2 separate regions of the Homo sapiens genome follow, and region 2 is linked to region 1. Evidence: read pairs that join two places in POLR2A ChIA-PET (ENCODE). Cell type or tissue: MCF 10A. All regions are shown on one strand. Links, peaks and the distances in the headings refer to the core of each region. The heading gives the core; the rest is flanking DNA. Region 1 has its middle 83 kb from the start of PRICKLE2-DT. Region 2 has its middle 76 kb from the start of PRICKLE2.

Region 1 (5,383 bases), core at 291-5,290:
ACCTAAGTGATACAGTTTTTTTTTCTTTTTTTTCTTTTTCCTCTTTTTGGATTATTTCCTTATCAAGAATTCCTGGAAATGACAATGTGGAGTCAAAGGGCATGAATATTTTTCAGGTTTTTGATAATGCCTTGCCAGAAATTTTGAACCAATATATACACTCAACATCAAATGTATGAAACTGTCTACTGCCTGTACCTCATCAGCACCGGGCATTGTGGTTACCAAATAAAAAACAAACAAATCTCCCTCCCCGCAAAAGCCTTTGCTGACTTAACAGGTAAAACGGCACCTCACTCTTTCTTGAATCTGCACTGCACTTACTGCTCAAGAGCTGAACTTTTCATATCCCTATCTACATGTGGATTCCGCTTCTCTACATTTTCTTTCTGTTCATGTTCTTTGCCTATCTGGAAGGCACTTTGAAAGCAAACAACCATCATTTATGAAAAAGAGAATAGGTTCTGCTCCCACCTTTTAATCTTTAATTTTTTTTTAAACTTCATCTTTTTACTGCTAACCTAGCACTAACAAGTGAACTTTAATGCCAGATAATCCACTCCCATCTACGGAAGAGACACTTGGTTCTTCCTCCCCAGGTTAGAATACAATTATTGCTGGACTGCTCCTCCTCTGCCCTGGCATCCTTCTCATCCCTTAGTACCCAGAGTCCACAGAGGCCAGCAGGAGAAGAAAGCTGCAAGGGCTCAGAAGGTGACGGAAACTCAATTCCCACAAGAGGCACCACTGAGAACCACCTCCAACAACAGCTTTCAATTAGAGAGAAAATTAGAGATCTGTCAAAACCGATCTCAGCATCCATCACTTCCCGTAATCTGCTTCCCAAGATGCATGGAGACTGGTGCTGCCAGACGCTGGCCCCCGCCATGCTGATTTGCCCACTGAGCAAGACGCCTCAGGAAGCTGCTCATGAAACAGAATGGAAACACAGCACTCAGGAGCTCAGTGGCCTGAGGAAACAGCCGCCTGTCAATTCTATAAGTCAGTGATAGGCTTCCCGAAAAATTTTTGTGTGTGTGTTTTTTTTTAAAGGAGCAACGTATTTATAAACTTGTCCACGAACTATTATTGTAAATGGGTAAGAAATGTGTACATGTGTGAAGAGAAACAGGAAAAGAAAATGGAAAAATATATTTGGCATATGACCATGTAACATGACATCTAAGTAAAAGCACTAAAGAGAATTTATGTATTAAAATAGTCAAGGTCATTAAGCAAACAGCACAGTAATAGGTGTTGCAAGCAAAAATCATTAATGGAGGCTAAATTGGGTGGGCAGAAGTATGATGAGAAACATGATACTTGCAAAGTCTTAAAAGTGTCTCCCCACAAGATACTTATTACAAAGAGAAAAAGAGTTTTGCAGTGGAGGAGCCTAGTAGACAGTACCTTAAATGAGTGATCAAAGTAAGCATAACCAGTAATGTCACCATATCGCCTACCCCCAACATGCTGCACTGAGAAGGGCACAGCATCGCTTCTGTGGTCTTGTCAAAAAAGCCAACCTCAGGTCAGGCATGGTGGCTCATGCCTGTAATCCCAGCACTTTGAGAGGCTGAGGCGGGTGGATCATTTGAGGTCAGGAGTTTGAGACCAGCCTGGCCAACAGGGTGAAACCCCATCTCTACTAGAAATACAATAATTAGCCATGTGTGGTGACACATGTATGTAATCCCAGCCATTTGGGAGGCTGAGGTAGGAGAATCGCTTGAACCAAGGAGGCGGAGGTTACAGTGAGCCAAGATCGCACCACTGCACTCCAGCCTGGGTGACAGAGGCAGACCCTGTCTCAAACAAACAAAAAAAAAAGCCCACCTCAGTTTAATCAAGCAAACATATCAGAAAACTCAGATGGAAGGACACTCTAGGAAAGACAATGACAGGAACTGTGGCAGACTGGAGGACGAGACTAGAGGAGACAGGACAACTAAATGCAATGTGAGATCCTGGCTAGGATCCAGGATCAGGAAAAAACAACATGCATGGAAAAGCTGCTGAATTTTGAATAAGGTCTATAGTTTTGCTAATAGCACTGCATTAATGTTAATTTCCTAGTTTTGATATTGTACAATGATTTTGTAATATATTAACCCTAGGGGAAGCAGGGAGAAGGGTATGTAGGAGCTCTCAGTATTACCTTTGCAACTTTCTGAGAATTATTTCAAAATAAAAGTATTTACAGATTACTGAAGTTTAGTTATCTAAAAATAAATGTGAATAAAATATTTAATATTTTCTTCCCTCCTGCATTGAATCATTGGGTGTATGTGCATTGGAGATAAAAGGATGGGGTCAAGGATGGCTGGGGAAGATTACTAAGTCTCCTATGGATAGAAAGGTGAGCCAAGCCTTGAATGTGGACAGTCTAATTATGGAGCCTGACACATAAAGAAATGCATCACTTTAATAACTGAGGAGGGCTATTGGGCAAGTGATTACGGAATGGTAGAAACAATCCTGGATTTTGAGTCAAAGCCATGGATACAAACCCTCAAGTGTTGGCCCGAACACAATAAAGCTTTGAGATCTTGAGTCAGTCACTCAGTATCTATGGAAATGGACATAAACAAACTTTATTGCACACGACTATTGTGAGGATAAAGTGAACAGAGGTGTCTGAAAGCATTAGGTAAATGGGAGAGCCCTGCTATGACAAGGTTGTTAAAATTACCAAGATTAACAATAATATCCACGTAGCCAAAATAATACCGTAATTTCACTCCTAAGCTACAGCATCCTAGCATCTAATGGTACCCATCCCATATGGAAGCAAATCTGTCTTGCCTTCTGTCTGACCTTGGAGCCTGGGGCCACCAGTCTTCATGTGTGGTCAGTATTAAGCACCATCTGTCCTGAGTTAACACAACTCCTTCTAGTTTAAGCAATGAACACAGGCTGCAATGGCTAAAGCCTAAATAACTGCAATATGAAGAAAGGCTTTCCCACCCTGTTTGTCACTTTGGATGCATAGTGTTCACCTCCCAGGTGTTTACCCATCTAAATTGTGTGATGAAATGTCTTTTGAACACTTTTACAAGCAGTTAGATGCAATCAAGTTCTCTTCTTGCTTAAGACTCCTCAGCAAAGAAGATACTAAAAAAAAAAAAAAAAAAAAAAAACACAATAAGTGGCTGGGCTGCTTTGCAAATCTTTTCCTGCTGTACTTACTTCCTTGCAGTCATTCTACCTCTCCCCTCCCCTCCATAAAAAGCCCTAATGATTGTGACATTCATGATCTCTAGTGGGGTCGTTTTTCTCACTGCTCATCCGTATGATAATATGAGATGAAAAGGAAGCTGTATGTTAGGGCCATCTGTTGTTTAAATCTCTTCAAGATCCATTCACTCTTCTGGTAATAGTACCTAGGTTTTCCTCTGGGTGTCCGCCTGCCTCTTGCTCCCAGTCTCTGTGGGTAGCTCCCACAGCAGTACAAATTGAGCCAGAATTGGCCGATCAGCATAGTCCATCCATCCTCCTATGGTTAGAAAGTTCAGGGATGGGTATGTGCCTCACCTCAGAGCAAGGAAATCTCATGAGGCATGCAGGAGTGTCTGGAAATGGAAATCTCTCTTTTCCTGGGGTACTATGTTAACAGAATGTAAGCTTATGGCTGCTGAGGGCCCTCCTGCAAGCACAAGAAGGGGGCCTATCCCAAGAGAAGGTAAGACCAGGGACAGCAGGAGAGAGAGGAGAGAGAACCTCATGGGTGGGGAGAACTCTACTGAAATCATCATACCACCTGTGTGCAGGCCTAAAGCCAGTGCTACACCCACCCCACCTCCCCAGTCACTGACTGCTCAGTTAAATGAGCTGATATTCTTTTTTGCATCAGTCACTTTAAGTTTGGTTTCTGTCCCTTGTGACCTAAAGTGATCTGACTGTGAAACCAGGAAAATAAACATTAAACACTACCTTCTGTGAAAACGGAAGGTGCTACCAGCATACATCTGTAGTTTTTGTGGGGTCAGGCCTGGCTGCCCAGGGTGACCCACATCATCTCACACCCCTCACCTTAGGGTCATAGGAGGTAAGTATCATTTGCAACTAGCAGGTTTAAGGAGCCATCTGAAACAAGGGAATAGAGATTTTCTGGGTTGAGCTAGCTCATACCATATTCAGCCCCCCAAAACCCTGTCTAGCCTCACTTATCTTTTACTTCCCAAGTCTCTGACATTCCAGTCACCCAGGATGTCTTTCTTTTCCCTAATTCACAGTGCACTGCTTCATGCTGTCATGCTAATGCACTGGCTCTCAACTCCAAGTTCCAAGCCTAAGACCTCCAGTGGGAGGTTTCCCAGGACTTCTCCAGATGGAGTTGGTGGCCATTACTATGAAATCCCATAGCATCTTGTAAGGTCATACTGCAGCATTAGGTACAGGTGACCATGTGATGAGACAAATATTGATACACAAATGTTCCCACCCTTCCTCACCCTATGGATGCAAGTCCTGGATTTGCCCTGCTAGTGTCTTCATCTCCACCTTATACCCTCCCTGTATTCTGACGATGAAGTCTGAGGACTGAGCAGGAGCTGCATTTTCCAGAGGACTTTGTTTAGATCTCTGAAAAGCTGAATGGAGAGAAAGTGAGAATGAAGCAGGAGAAACTGGAGAGATGTGAGGGCTAGTGCTGAAGGAATAGTGTTTTCTGAGGCACTTGAAAGAGAAAGATAGACAGGAACCAACAATGGGAGGGGGAAGCGGATAGGTGGAGAAAATAGGGTTTGTAAAGAACTGTTTCTGAGTATCCCTTCATTATGTTTGAGAAGAGCAAGAAAGGATGGATGTTATCTTGCAGTTACCTTCAGTTGCCAAATGTGCTTCTTTGATCACAACACCTCTCTTAAACACACCGGTTTCTGACATATATGCACCAAATACACACACCGACCAAAATGCACTGCCTTCATTGCAATGTAATTTTACTAAGTTCAGGGAGCATTTCTTGAACTATTAAAACATGGCTCTTGGTGTTCAGCACACAGTACCTCCATGCAAGTTCTTTTTATGGCCATAAATGCATCAGTTCCTTGCCAAAATACTGTGAGGAAAAGGATTTTATAGATGAGGGAATAAGGAATCAAAAAGAGCAAGGACTTGGAAAAGGCCAAAGAGCCAGGAAATACCAGAGACTACATACAATTCAACATTATCTTTCCAGTAAACCATTTTGTGACCTTCCACAAATATTCCTAGAATCTGGATAGTACTAAACACCATGTAGAACCCAGCGGGGTCTCTATCCAAGACTTTCTCAGACACCATTGCTGGGTAATTCTTTATAGGTTAATCAGATAGGTGGTTAAAATCCGTTTCCTTTCTTTGTTTTAAAATGGAAACTGGGGGCTCGGCATGGTGGTTC
Region 2 (5,383 bases), core at 252-5,251, 61 kb before region 1:
TCTGACTGGTGTTAGAGGGTATCTCACCGTGGTTTTGATTTGCATTTCTCTAATGATAAGTGATGTTTGTGTTTTTTTTTTCATATGATTGTTGGCCACATGTACAGGACAAAGACTGTAAATCAACTACTATAAATATGTTCAAAGAACTAAAGAAAACGACATCTAAAGAACTAAAGGAAAGTTCTCATGAACTCATTGTTTTCATGAACAATGAAATAGATGCAGAATATAAATGAAAAGATAAAAAGTGTAAAAAACAAAACAAACAAGCAAAAAACCCCAAATAAATTAAAACTCTTAAGCTGAAAGCATAATAACAGAAAGAAAAATGATACCAGAGGGTTGAAGAACAAATTTGAGCTGGCAAGCCGGAGACAGACCAATTGAGATGATCTAGTCTGAGGAACAAGAAGAAGAAAAAAATATAGAAAAATGAACAAAGCCTCAGAGACATGCAGGACACTATTCAGTATATCAGCACATACATAAGGGGAATCCCAGAAGGAGAGGTGAGAAAGAAAGGAGCAGAAAGAATACATGAAGAAGTAATGGCCAAGAACTTCCCAAATTTAATGAGGAATATTAATTAATCTACACATCCAAGTAGCTCAACAAAACCCAAATGGAATAGATTAAAAAATATCTACTTCTAGGCACACCATAAACTGTCAAAAGGCAAAGACAAGGACGGAAATGTGAAAGCAGCAAGAAAAAAGTGACTCATCATGTGCAAGGGATCCTCTATAATATGAAGAGTTTATTTCTTATCTTATATCATGAAGGCCAGAAAGTAGTGGGATGGCATTTTCAAAGTGCTGAAGGAATAGACTGTCAACCAAGAATCCAGCAAAACTATCCTTACAAACAAAGAAGAAATTAGGACATCCCCAGATAAACCAATATTGAGATAATTTATTGCTAGCAGATATGCCCTATAAGATGTACTGAAATTCACATGCAAAAGAATGAAATTGAGTTCTTTCCTTATACTACATAAAAAATTAACTCAAAATGAATTAGAGACCTAAATGTAAGAGCTGAAACTATAAAACTCTTAGAAGAAAACATAGGAGTGAGTCTTCATGACCTCACATTAGACAACAGTTTCTTAGATATAAAATCAAAATCATAAACAAAAGAAAAAATAGACAAATTGGACTTCATCAAAGTTAAAAAACTTTTGTGTTTCAAGAAAGTAAAAAAAACAACCAAAGAAGAGGAGAAAAATATTGGTAAATCATATATTCGATAAGAGACTTGTATCTAGAATATAAAAAGAACTCTTACAACTAAACAACAAAAAGAAAAATAATCCAATTAAAAATGGCAACAGACGGCCAGGCGTGGTGGCTCACACCTTTAATCCCACACTTTGGGAGGCCAACGTGGGCAGATCATGAGGTCAGGAGATCGAGACCATCCTGGCTAACATGGTGAAACCCTGTGTCTACTAAATATATAAAAAATTAGCCAGGGGTGGTGGCATGTGCCTGTAGTCCCACCTACTCAGGAGGCTGAGGCAGGAGAATCTCTTGAACCCAGGAGGCAGAGGTTGCAGTGAACCAAGATTGCGCCACTGCACTCTAGCCTGGGCGACAGACAGAGCGGGACTCCATCTCAAAAAAACAAAAAAAGGCAAAGATTTTAATGAGTATTTCTGCAAACGAGATATACAATTGGCCAATAAACATATGAAAAGATGTAAAACATCATTAGTCATTAAGGAAGCATAAATAAAAACCATGAGATACCACTTTATACATACTGGCATGCAATAATGAAAAGACAAGTGTTGTTAAGGATATGGAAAAATGTGAACCCTCAGACATTCTTGGTGGAATTGTAAAATGGTACAACTGCTTTGGAAACCATTTGACAGGTCCTCAAAATGTTAAATCTGTAGTTACCATGTGACCCAGCAATTTCATTCCTAAGCATATACCCAAGAGAAATGAAAATATACATATACACAAAAACTTGGACATGATATTAACAGCAGCATCTTTACAACAGCCAAAAGGTAAAAGCAATCCTAATGTCCATCAGCTGATAAATGGATAAACAAAATGTTGTATATCCATACAAGAGAATATTTTTCAGCAATAAAAAGAAATGAAATACTGATACCTGCTACAACATGGATGATCCTCTAAAACATTATGTTAAGGAAAAGAAGGCAGCCACAAAGAGACACATGTTGTATCATTCCATTTATATGAAATGCCCAGAATAGGCAAATCCAGAGTCAGGAAGTGGGTTAGTGGTTAGCATGGGACAATGGGGGAATGACTGTTATTAGACACAAAGTTTCTTCTGAGGTGATGAAAATATTTTGGAATTGGATACTGGTGTTGGTTGCACAACTCTGTGAATATACTAGAATCCACTAAATTGTACATTTTAAAAGGGAGAATTTTATGCCATGTGAATCAAAGCTCAACAAAGCTGTTTGAAAAAAAAAAAAAAAAGCTGGTAGAAATGAGGGAAAAAAAAAAAACAAACATTGCCTGGATCCTGCAGCCAGACTACTGGATTAAATCCCGGCTGTGTGACCTTTGTAAATTATTTAACCACTGTGTGGTTAACTGTGTGACCTTTGCAAATTATTTAACTACTTTGTGCCTCAGTTTCCTCATCTGTAAAGTAGACATAATGATAGTACCTACTTTAAGGAGTTGTGGATATTAAATCAATTAGCTATTTTTTTTATTATGGGGGGTTGTTTTCAGGCTTTCTCTGCCCTTATGAGAAAGAAGCAAGGGGGGGAAACGATGAAGCAGGTATGTCTAGAATTGAAAGAGAATGAAGCTGAGGATATCACCCATGAGTACCTCTAATTTTTTATGCTGAGGGAAGGAATGGAGTGGGAAAGAAGGACCCATTTGAAGACTCGGCATGGCAAAGCTGACAAGTAGAAGAGAGGACCAGCTAAAATAGGAAACCACATATGTGTAGGAATGTCGTCCACATGGCTGAGAGTCTTCCCTTAGAAAACATGGCAACACAGGATCAATAGCATAAAACAGATGGCAGGACTTTTCCAGGGCTGTTGATTGATTGGGGCTGTGGGCAAAGAAAAATGGAGTGAGAGAAAATGAATATGCCCAGAAATGTCACTGAGGGATTGGCAATGGAGTTGCAGCTGAGAAGAGAGGAAAACTGTGTTAATGGAGCCAAGAATCAAACAATTCCATCAAATTTCTCAACAGAGATGGTTAGTCTGAAACAAAACTTAGCTACACAGTAGGAAAAAACTATGATTCTTTAGCCTGGAAATGAGAAAAATCAACCATGATATGTGTTAACTGTTTCATTGATTTTATTTCTTTCAACATTTTCTCCCAGATCCTACCACTGGCAGATTTTCCGGTTGGAAACTGATTTTATTGCCAGGCTCACAGTTGATGTAGATTTTAGTGGAGGTGATCTGTTTTAAACAGATCTTATTAAAGAGAAGTCTTCAGTAAAAATGAAAAAATACCCATGAACTTATTTAGCACTTTTGCCCAAAACCCAAAGTAATTTAATACAATTTATCCCATATATTCCCTAGGGCAGCATGTGCTGCATCATCATTTGCAGATTTGGTATTCCTTGAAGAAAAAAAAATGTTTCTAGTAAAAATTATATTTTAAAAATCAGTACAAACTATTTCCCTTGTTAGATATCTACAATGAGCATTAGCATATTAAAGGCTCTGAGAAGACCTGCAGTGAAGATAACTATTATATTTCTTTCCCAAATTCATTTCACCATAGAATCCTCTCTGCCAGAGAGCCTTTTTTAACATGATTCAAAACTGGAGGCCTGTGAAACATACTTTGAGGAATATTACTCTATGAAAAGGCAGCGTTATCTATCATGAACAGATTGGCAACTAGAATCACAAAGAGGAGAAGCTACCTCTTACAGTAGAGTAAGGGAAAGACTTCATAGAGACATCCAGTTTTGATCCTTTTTGTTTTGCCAACTCAGTGAATTTCCTCAGGCACAACTCACGTGAAATGTACTTACAACTACCCACCAGACAAAGATCTACAAAAACATTTCCCTCAATGACATCAAAGCAAACCTATGTAACAGGTTACCAAGGGGTCTTGGGTACATGGAGGTATAAATATGGAATGACATCATTTTCACCAATCTCAGCATTCAACTGTGCTGTGTCAAACTCCCCTGTCCTGTTGGGTGGACAGCTGTCTCAACAAACATCTTAATTCAAGTCTATAATTTTTCAGTAACTTCCAACTATTGGAAGTAGCTCATTCTGGTTTTTCAAAGCTAAGCCCTGATCTTTGTAAAACTTCTATTTTGTACTTTGATCAACGTTCTTTCCTCCATCCCACCATTATGAGTGGCCCAAAAGCTTGGAGTAGAATCTGGTCTTCCTTCATGAATACCCCTGAAATTCCTGCTTCCTGCTCTGATCCTAGGGACAAGGAAGATGATAGGAAAGATAAGATGTGCCTCTTTTTTGGCCTTTGTGGCAGATTAGATGATTGATCAACAATATACATTCTCGGCCAGGCATGTTGGCTCATGCCTGTAATCCCAGCAGTTTGGGAGGCCAAGATGGTCGGATCACTTGAGACCAGGAGTTCAAGACCAGCCTAGCCAACATGGTAAAACCCCATCTTTACTAAAAACACAAAAATTAGCTGGGTGTGGTGGCACACACCTGTAATCCCAGCTACTCAGGAGGCTGAGGACCGAGAATCACTTGAACCCAGGAGGTAGAGGTTGCAGTGAGCGGAGATCACACCACTGCACTCCAGCCTGGGTGACAGAGCGAGATTCTGTCTAAAAAAAAAAGAATGTTCACTCTCTGCAAGATACCTCCTTAGGAAGATTACCCTCTCCCTCACTGATGTTGGGCTTGGACATGTGACTCATTTTGGCTAACAGGATGTTAGTAGCCCTGATAGAAGCCGAGTCCTAGAGCACACATCAGCATTGCACGTTGCTCTCTGTTACTTCATTCCCTGACGTGAGGAAAAATTTCCCCAGGTAGTTGCTGTTCTTGCAGCCTGGGTACCAGATTAAACACAAAGGAGCAGATGAGAGGCCAACCCACATGAACAAAAATAGCTCAATTCACACCTTAAGACAGAGCCCCTCGGCCAATCCATCCTAGAGAAGCTGACATGAAAAGGAAGAAAGGATCACCATTACAGGTCACTTAGGAGTGGATTGTTATGCTGTATTATTATAGAAAAAGCTAACCCACATTCGAATTACACTTAAAACAGGGATACCTAACATGATTCTTTTTTGTGCATTTGGTGTGAATAGATGGCACCCAGCTGCCCTAGTCATTGGTGGTCCTCTTGAGAGATGTCAGCCACATTTCCCGGCTGACGCCCAGCTGGTGGTCACGGGC

Evidence for each region. ChIA-PET counts read pairs that join two places held together with the same protein. Peaks named below come from ENCODE experiments on the same cell type or tissue, not always from the same donor. Only the 100,000 strongest peaks of a DNase experiment are listed, where the experiment ranks them.
Region 2: POLR2A ChIA-PET joins it to region 1 with 5 read pairs; 5 of 35 experiments call an interaction of 5 or more read pairs at or near these places.

The regions. Positions count from the first base shown.
Region 1 is chr3:64,359,696-64,365,078 of GRCh38, forward strand. No RefSeq gene overlaps it. Among named protein-coding and RNA genes, the nearest start is that of PRICKLE2-DT, 83 kb to the right of the region's middle. In MCF 10A, for the core only: no CTCF peak of the experiment used is centred there; a DNase peak (open chromatin) is centred at 2,506.
Region 2 is chr3:64,298,678-64,304,060 of GRCh38, forward strand. No RefSeq gene overlaps it. Among named protein-coding and RNA genes, the nearest start is that of PRICKLE2, 76 kb to the left of the region's middle. In MCF 10A, for the core only: no CTCF peak of the experiment used is centred there; a DNase peak (open chromatin) is centred at 2,284.